Linked DNA regions of Homo sapiens: region 2 is linked to region 1. Evidence: chromatin contacts called from ENCODE Hi-C data. All regions are on one chromosome and are shown on one strand. Each heading gives the region's core, a stretch centred on a gene start or an enhancer-like site at or near the end of the contact. The rest is flanking DNA. Distances are from core to core; before and after follow the strand shown.

Region 1 (4,838 bases), core at 42-2,541:
TAGCTTACAGTCCTCCAAACATAGGTATTAACAGAATAAGAGTTAAGCGGCAAAGCTGACCCAGCTGGCCCATTACAAAGCTGTGGGGAGTTTTCTTTTTCTTTTTTTTTTTTTTTTTAGCTACTTAATTTTGTCAAAATCTGGGGTTGTAAATGTTCCATTCTCAAATGTGTGAATATGCTGCATTAAGTCTCAAAACAAAAGCCCACAAAGTGGAGTTTCTAGGTGGGATGGGGCCTCCGCCTTCAGGCACAGCATGATAGCAAGCCAGGCTGATGCCCAGTGAAGCCAGGCTGATGCCCTGGCATGCGTGTGACTCTGGGAAGTGCCCAGTGATCTCTCCCCAGGTCACACCCACCCCAGGTGAAGCAGGCCCCAGGCTAATACTGCTCACTGTGCATCACCTGACTTTCCCCTTGTCAACTAGGAGCAGGGACAAGAGAGGCAAGGGTCTGTGGAATATGCAAGATTTACAGCAAATGATGTCTGGCAGCTTTTTTTTTTTTTTTTAAAGTCTGAACACCAACATGTTCCACACAGTGGTCTCCAGTGTAATGTGGAAAAACATAACCCTTGATAAAATGGGGCTTTATTGTCAATCAGCTTCAGGAAAAGCTGAATTATAGAGTTAAATCAGTGACCTTACTGAAGACTTCTCAAAAGTTTTTAATAGCGGCCAGGCACAGTGGCTCACGCCTGTAATTCCAGCACTTTGGAAGGCCAAGGTGAGAGGATCAGTTGAGGCCAGGAATTAAAGACTAGCCTGGACAACAAAACGAGACCCTGTCTGTACCAAAACAAAACAAAACAAAACAAAACAAACAAAAAATTTATTAATAGCTAATATGAGTTGTATGAAGCCTTATCCCAACTTAATTGAACTTGGGAGCCTGCTGTAAATTCTAACATATCCCATCCCACAGAACACATTTCCTCATTTGGGGATCCCTGGTCTAGTGGAAAGATGATGGAAGTTGAAGTTGGGAGGGATGGTTTCCAGGTCCTAGGTAATAGCTTCATACCCACAGTGTCTGGGCAGATAAACATTGCAATAATGGAAGCATAAACAAAGTCTAAAGTGCCTTCTAATTTGGCATAGTCATGAATGTTCCCAGCAATCCCCTTAGAGTATCTTCCTGCCTACAAATTAAGCATAGACTGGCCCTGAGTAAAGCCTCCGGGCACTAATGTTTTCCTTATCTACAGCAGCTCCAGGAGGCCACAGCACTCAATACTGTTTGTGTTTTCTTTTTGCTAGCAAATTCTGTGAAACCCACAGCTCCTGCCTGGCCATGTCCAATCCTGGCTGCTCCTCAAGTGCATGTGTCAGGAGTCTCGGCTGGGCCAGGCACGGGGGGGCTAGGCCACAACCAAAGGCCTACCAGGTTCCAGTAGGTGAGGCCAATGAATAGAGGGCCATTCTCCTTTCCTGCCTTCCTTTTCCACCTTCCCAGGCCAGCAGGCTCCATCTTTTAAATTTTCTTCATATTCCCTTGCGAATCCCAAGGAATTGCTATTTAAAATCTTTTAGAAATATACTAGCAAATATAAAGAAGAAATCTGTCTGCCCCAGCCCATCTGGCAGACCCCATGGTATAACTCTGCCTAGTATAAACTTGCCTGAGATAGTCCATAAGCATAGTGCTCAGTTCTTGCCAGACTACACCTCAAGCTCATTTCACAGCCATTCTTCTTCAGAATTGCTAAAATCTCTTAATTCCCTTAGAACAGCAGAGCTAAGAGAAGGTTGGTGCCTGCCACTTGACTTACCTGAGAAAAATAAGGAAGCTATTATTATCCTTGGTCTTTGGACATAATTGTGATTTAACAATAAATATGATGTTTTGAAATCCATAGCACCACCTCTGCAACTCAGGGATAGGCAACAAAGTCAGGGAATACAGATGACACAGACACAAGCATCTGGTTCCATTTTATTAAAAAACAAAACCAAAAGAAATTTTGCAGTGAAATTTCCTGGAATTCACAACCCTCATTTAAAAATCCTTATAGTTGCAATATTTTTTTTTTAGCCAGTACGTAAGAACACGATTGCACTTATTTACATGATAGTCTTCTATATAACAAAAATAACCATGTTGTAATGACTGTTTCCAACTATCACCCTTGTTTCATCACTAGCCCATTATGAGACAAGTTGATTACGCTCTCCAAGTACAAAGAGAATAGAATAAAGCAAAATAAAAGTCTGTGTCTCCTAATAGAAGACAAATTCCTTTAAAGACAGTTACTTTTTTTTTTTTTTCAATTTCTTTGTATTTCAAGAGGGATATAAAGTGCTCTGAAAGGAGTAGGGTAGGTGCCTGAGGTGGGGAAGAAGGAAAGAAATTTATACAGAAAAAATTTAAAAAACTACACTGCCTTAACTAATCATCTCAATATGCACACAACTTTGTACAGAAGATTAGTTTTGGGTAAAAACGCTACATAATTCACTAGTACTTATTTCGGCAATTAAGAACTGAAGTCCAAATGAAAGACTCCCCATGCAAATGTCATCAGGAGTGACTTTTTTGTGATTTTGGGTCAGATGCTATATAAATCAAGGAAGCTCAGTCACACAGTCTGAATATGGAGAGGATAGACAATGCCGAGATGGAACCATCATCTACTACCTGCAGACTAGCCAGAAAGACCTTGTGGGGAAGCTAAGTAGACTTTACCCCAACATCAATCATTTTACAACAAAAGCATTTTGTTGCAAGCATTTGTTTACAATAAAAGTAATTTGTGTTAGGATGGAAAAAAAGCCATTGGAATTTCCTCTTGCTAGTAGGGAGGAAGATTGATTTATGATGTCATGTCTGATTATTTATAATTGTAAATTCATTATTTGCAGATTTTTTTCTAGTGGGAAATAATATGCTGTACAAAGTGGTTAAAATAAGTTATTTCTTTTTCACATTTTTGCAACTGGCAATTGCTGGTTATTGTCTGCAGTCTACAAAACTGAGTATCACATATGTACTGCTTGAGAGTTTCCCCTGGAAACCAGAATAATCATCCTCCCAGCTCATGAACATTTTAAAGAACAATACCCATTTTTTTTTCCAGAAAATGGATGGAATGTAACTTTTCACAAATACAAAATTATTTCATTTTCTAAATGTAAGGGACACCCCTCTATAAAAATAACAGTCCCTCCCCACTCCCACCCCTACATCTCCTTCTAATTATAAAATGGTAGAACCATCTCAGATTACTAATGTGAAAGCAGGAAGTAAATATATTATGTACATGTACAAAACACATCAGTATTTCACACCATTTACATTCATATGAAGTCTTTTTATTGATCTTCCTTTGCAATTTCACAAGAATAAAGTTGAGATAACTTACAAAAACAAGCAGTCCCTTGCTTATAACTGCACAAACATTCTAGCCAGAGGCATCTTCTTTGCAAACAGAGCAACATTATCCTTCAACATTTTGCAGAAGTAAGGGCTGCTGACAGTGAGAAGATCTGTGGGGTCTCCTTCAGCTTTTTAGAGTTTGTGACACTCTTTCCTCATTTGATAAATGTAGACCAAATTCTCAACTACCGAAGAAATTGTATGATGAAAGGCAAGTAACTGGTTGTTGAATTCATGACCCAAGTCAAATTAATCTGCTGCAAGAATAATTGCGATTACTCCAGCAGAGGGCACTCTGCTCCTTGCAATAACATCCTACTGAACAGTAAGTACCATGGATGCCAACACAAATTCAGACCGAAAAGTCCATGTATGTGTTAGTTCTTCAACTGCTCTACTATACCCATTAGTACAGGCAACAGTTTTGTATCTTCTTCGAAAGAGCAGGATATACTATATTTAGCTAGCTCTTATACATGAAAATTCTTTGGCTATTTAAAATCTTCACATTCTCAAAGAGAACAATGTTCTGAGTTCAGTAAAGCGCTAGATTTGTTGGAAAGTTTTGAAGGAAAAGGGGACTAAACACTAGACTTTAAAGATGGTGTGGTACTAAGGCCACAATTCATTTTTTAGATTTCGGGATTTAGTAAGGTCAATCAACAGTCTGCAACAGAAAACCCCATAAGGTTTAATGGTTTCATTCAACCATGCAACCCACCTTCGCTTTTATTTATGAGAACATTGGGAGAAAATTCAACTAGTCAATGGAAGAAACATGTGTTCATTTGGATGGTGATCAGTCTTTGGTTTATATAGCACACATGGTCCCCACATTACCCTGCTTCTCCAAGCCTGTCACTTCACTAAGGATAACAGACCACAGATATTCTGCCAAGCAATGACTTTGGGTAATTGAGATTAAGCGACCTTCTCTAAGGATTTTTCTCCCTCACTGTGTTCAGACATTGCAGACCTCTTAATAGACGTGTATATTTTTGTCTTATCATCAGCAAATATTTATCAGGTGGCCACAGAGCAAATGGCTCTGTATTAAGTGCAAACGTCAGTGGTAGCACAGAATTAGAAGATCTTTGATCACTGAAATTCCTGAAAAAGCCACGTGATTATGAAGCACTCAAGGCAGGTGAAGAGAGATGTGACTGACCTTAGCAGGTTCTTGTAGAACAAGCAGGATTGCAATCAAATTGCTCGATATTAAGGGGCCACGTCTAGCATCTGGACTTGCTTCATTAGTTCTGGGATGATAACTTGGTGTCAATAAAAGGTGTAGAGTGGAAGAGTGTGGCTATTGATCTGTGGGTCTTTAAAAATTAATGTTCCTATTACACAGGGTCTGGGGTTGAGTGAGGACAAAAGGAGGGAAAAGGAAGAGCTAAGGGATGATGAGAAACTCATATTAGCTTCTTAGAATTAATTTATTTTTCAGGCAATCCAGACCTT
Region 2 (4,837 bases), core at 72-2,571, 76 kb after region 1:
CTGGACAGTGCAGTGGCGTGATCTAGGCTCACTGCCACCTCCGCCTCCCAGGTTCAAGTGTTTCTCCCACATTAGCCTCCCAAGCAGCTGGGACTATAGGCACATACAACCATGCCTGGCTAATTTTTGTATTTTTGTAGAGACAGGGTTTTGCCATGTTGGCCAGGCTGGTCTGGAACTCCTGATCTCAGGTGATCCACCACCGTGGCCTCCCAAAGTGCTGGAATTACAGGTGTGAGCTACTGTGCCCAGCCTAAAAACATCATTTTTTAAAAAAGAAAAGACAAACGGAAAAAAGCTGCAATATAGCACCAGTAGTAATCATATTCTGGCTGTAGTTATAAACATAATAACTTTGTTTTGGCAAGCAAATATGATAGCAGTTTCATGTGATAGAGCAAAAAAGAAAAAAAAAAGAATGCAATAAGGTAAATTGCTGCTCACCGCACAAGCACTGTCCTTCTACGAAAAGTCTGCTTTCTTTTCAGGCTCACAGAAACAAGTTTGGAAAGTAATATCCAGAAAACATACAGAGGAAGTAAAATTCTTAAAACTTGGCTAAATTTGATTTAGTTTCCTTGAGTTGCTTAGACATTTTGCTTAGAGTGAGAGGGGGTTTCTGAAGCAGATTTTTAGCCAAAACCATATCCCCAGAGGTATGAAAGTACAACAGGGATCCCTGAGCAGGAATAAGTGTGGCTATGGTGTCAACTCCACAGCCAATGATACAGTGCTGGCCCAGAAGTCAGAAAACCTGGCTTTACTTTGGGCCCTGGGACCAACTTCTTTGAGTTAAGGTTTTCTTTTAATAAAATACAGGGGCAATCATTGATATCTGTCCTATCTATATTACAGGCTGGTCTGAGCTAAAATTAGACATTATATGCAAAAGTGCTTTGTGAAGAGTAGAGTGCTTTTGAAAGTTAAAGTGTTATAATATATATATATATATAAATATATATATATTATATATTTATAATATATATATATAAATATATATATTATATATATATAATATATATATAATATATATAATAAATATATATATAAAGTGTTATAATATATAAAGAACCATTTATTCCACACAGCTCTGCATTGCGTTAGATTTATAGCATGAAAGAAAAACCAACAACTTAAAAAAACAAAGAAAGGATATCAGATCCTGTTGCTACTAACATCAATTTCTTTTTAAACTACAATGGAAGAAATTTTTACTTTGGGAATGCAAGCTGGGAGGAATTGCAGGACCCTCATTTTATAGTGTGTCTCACTCCTTGGGTTTCTGGCAGAGGGAGGCTCTGTGCTTAGAACTTAACTCTGTTCTAATTATATCGTTTGGCTGGGGCAGCAAAGCTAGTTGGCATTCATCCCGTGTGTCTACTTGATTAATATAACTGGGGATCAGGACATTTGAAGCCAGAATGCCATATTTAACGAGGTTATTACAGTGCAAGACTTCTGTCCTAAGGCGACATTTGCTATGTTGAAAAACAACATCATTTACAGCACTGCCATCTCTTTCATGTTCCCTTCCTTTATTCCCTTAAGTGATATATTTTACATATATAATGTTGTACACATAAAAATCTGAAGTAATCAAAGAAAAACGATAAGAAAACACTTAGCAAACTCCAAACTTAGAAATACTGTGTAATTTTTACTAATGTGTAGAGTGAACTGTTGTTTTTAAAATTCTATTGCATAGCTTCTTTGGTACTTAAGTTTTTTTCCATTACTTTAAATGAAGGTATAATGTACCACAAAATGCATAAACCTTAAGTGAGCTTGATGATTTCTTAAGTGTGTGTATGTTTACGTACATACCACCCAGATGAAGATATACACCATCCTATCACCCCAGAAAGTCCTCCTGTGCCCCTTACCAGTCAATACCCACTCTCTGCCATGTGACCATCATTCTAACATCTGTCACCATATATTAGTTTTCCCTGTTATTGAATTTCAAATGGAATCATAAAGTATGTATTCTTTTTTGTCTAGCTTTTTAAATTCAAAATAATGGTTTTCAGATTCATCTGTGCCTTGGTGTACATCAATAGCTTGTTTTTTTATTGCTCAGTAGTATTCCATTGTATGGGTGTACCCCAATTTGTTTGCAGATTTTCCATTGTTAGACATCTGTACTGTCCTCATTTTTTGGCTATTATGGCTAAATGTGCTATGGCCACTCTTGCATCAGTCTTTCTGTTAATATATGCATTCATTTCTCTCAGGTATATATCCAAGAACAGAATTGCTAGGTCACAAGGTAGGGTGTATTTAACTTTAGTGGAAACTGCCAAACAAATTTCCAAAGCTGTTGTGCTATTTTAAACTCCTACTACACTGCATAACTTTTAATTTGGCCAAGTATATAAAATTCTGTTCTTGGAAAAATGGGTTTAAAAAATAGTTTTTATAAACTATTTGAGTGAGATGCCATACACCAGCATAAATTTTCATATAAATTTGAAAAGAGTAGTTAATTGATCAGTTATCTTATTTCTTGATAGGGAAGGATTAAAGTAAGGAGGAAGAGATAAGAACACAAAATTCGTTAATTTTATAGCATAAATTTTAAATTGTTAATTAAAAAAGCATTATAAAAAATAAAAATACTTAATAAAAAGATTCACCAAAAACACTAAAACAAAATGTTAAAAATAGTATCACATTTTATCAATTCTAGGCCATATCATTCTTCATTCCCATTTTAACCTATCTAAAATTAGGAAACATCTTACAATCAATGACAATTTATATTAAATATGATATGATATAAAAAGAACTTGTGTTAGTCAATAGTAATATATCAAAGAAATCAAACATATGGGAATTTAAATTACCTTTATATTTGGCTATCAGATGAGAAAGATGCTTTAAAAATTTACTACTCCATGGTTCTGAGAGAGTGCTAGCATAAACACTCTCACATACTGCTAATGAGGTGTCAATCATTACCACCTTTCAGGAAAGCAATTGGATAAAATTTTTCAAGATCCTTTAAAATTCCTTTCAATCTAGTAAGTTCACTTTAGGAATGTATCTGAAGGGATAAATACAGAATAAATATATAAACAACTAACCTCATGATTTTATAATGATGAAAAACTGGAAGCAATTTAAATGCTGAACAATGTTGGAGGGTAGTTAAATAAACTCTAAAAACGAACTATTATGCAACTACTAAAAATTTTTAAATAATTTCTTTTTTTTGTTTGTTTGAGACAGAGTCTTGCTCTGTTGTCCAGGCTGGAGTGCAATGGTGCGATCTCAGCTGACTGCAACCTTCACCACCCAGGTTCAAGTGATCATCTTGCCTCAACTTCCCGATTAGCTGGGATTACAGGCACCCGGCACAACGCCCATCTAATTTTTGTATTTTTAGTAGAGACAAGATTTCATCATGTTGGCCAGGCCTGTCTCGAAATCCTGACCTTAAGTGATCTGCCCACCTTGGCCTCCCAAAGTGCTGGGATTTCAGGCGTGAGCCACCGCATCCAGCCAAAAAATTTAAAATAATTTCTAAAGTTTTTAAAAAATGTTTTTTATTGCTGAATGAGAAAGTAGAAGAAAAACAATATTAATTGCTTGACTCTACAGTGTTTAAAAACATACAAATATTTATATATATATTATAAAAATTAATTATGCCAGCATTAATAATGATTATTTCTGGGTGGTCAGATTATTTTTGTTTACTTCTTTATACTTTTCTCTGTTTTCAACATTTTGCACAATTAGCAGTGAAACCTTGAAAGTTATTTTTAAAAAACACATTTAAAAACAGCTATAAATAGATTGACCAATTCATAACATAGGCATAAAACAGTAAGTCAAATCCTATGAAAATCTGCTAATTTCTGTCGCTCTTTTCAAAAAAAAGGAACTTGGAAAAAATCTGTTCCTAATCAAGCCTATGTAACAGGCACCGCAGGGTAAAATCAGGACAGGTCATCTCTGTCTGGCTAGAAAGTGCCCTTTTGTTTTCGACTTCACGAGTTATAGGACTCATAATCGGAATCCTCATCACATTACAGCATTCTGTAAACATTTTTTTTTACTCATAAAGAGCTTGGAATTTTCTGTCTACACATTCAATTCATTTGACTCATCTTAAAATCAGACTGATCCCTGGGTTTAAAAATGTTAAGGGGCTAGTGTCTTTTTTCAGTGATTTCAGTAAAACTTGATGGTAACGCTAAGTTTTCAAATATTAAAATGATGTTCACTTTTTTTTTTACATAATTCTTCCTCATGTTACGCTATTTATTATGATCATGTCATCCCTGGCAGGGAGAGTGAGTGAGAGGCTGCCCTAGCCCCCTAAAGAGGGAATTTCACAAATGAATATCAGAGTCCAACTTTGATTTTGCCTCGGTTGTCATTAAGGATCCAAGATATGAATCCTATATTTGAGTTTAGGGAGAAGCAAGGAGGCTATGAACTACCAGGGGCGTTTCCGTCCAATGAGGATAAGGAAGCTCTGTGGGACCTAACGAACAAACAACCTTCCAAGGCCTGGCAGACTCAAGATGCTGTTAATAAGACATTTTTGGTGTGGGCACTGTGCTGTCACCTACATTAGCTCAGTAAACCTTACTAAATCAATTTTTAGGAGGTAGGCAAGTCACTCTGAGCCTTAGAGTCTGTGCTTGTTTAGAAAGCTTTACCAATTGATTCCCTTACTATTTCTCATGTGCTTTACACTAAATGTCTCCCAGTGCTGCTTCTCTGGCAGGGGAAAAATGCCATCTGTCCTTGGGGACAGGAGTTCATGGAATATAGTACTTAAAGAGTCAATTAATAATGAGGTCCATGTTAAAAATATACATCA

Evidence for each region. A loop is a pair of places that touch in the nucleus more often than their neighbours do. Pooled maps may share reads with other maps.
Region 2: a map of sigmoid colon shows a loop between it and region 1 (2.4-fold over the local background). The contact joins two enhancer-like sites. A Hi-C loop is called at or near these places in 3 of 168 maps with a recorded cell type or tissue (aorta, esophagus muscularis mucosa and sigmoid colon) and 3 of 50 pooled maps.

The regions. Positions count from the first base shown.
Region 1 is chr4:140,857,885-140,862,722 of GRCh38, forward strand. It overlaps RNF150 (ring finger protein 150), which reads right to left. Exons shown (of 7, transcript NM_020724.2): 7 at 1,923-4,838. Among named protein-coding and RNA genes, the nearest start is that of TBC1D9, 100 kb to the left of the region's middle. Within about 2 kb of position 1,292, at least 2 of the 41 ENCODE cell types and tissues checked have a DNase peak (open chromatin) inside an H3K27ac peak, as active enhancers do.
Region 2 is chr4:140,934,055-140,938,891 of GRCh38, forward strand. The region is part of intron 4 of RNF150 (ring finger protein 150); the gene reads right to left. Among named protein-coding and RNA genes, the nearest start is that of TBC1D9, 180 kb to the left of the region's middle. Within about 2 kb of position 1,322, at least 3 of the 41 ENCODE cell types and tissues checked have a DNase peak (open chromatin) inside an H3K27ac peak, as active enhancers do.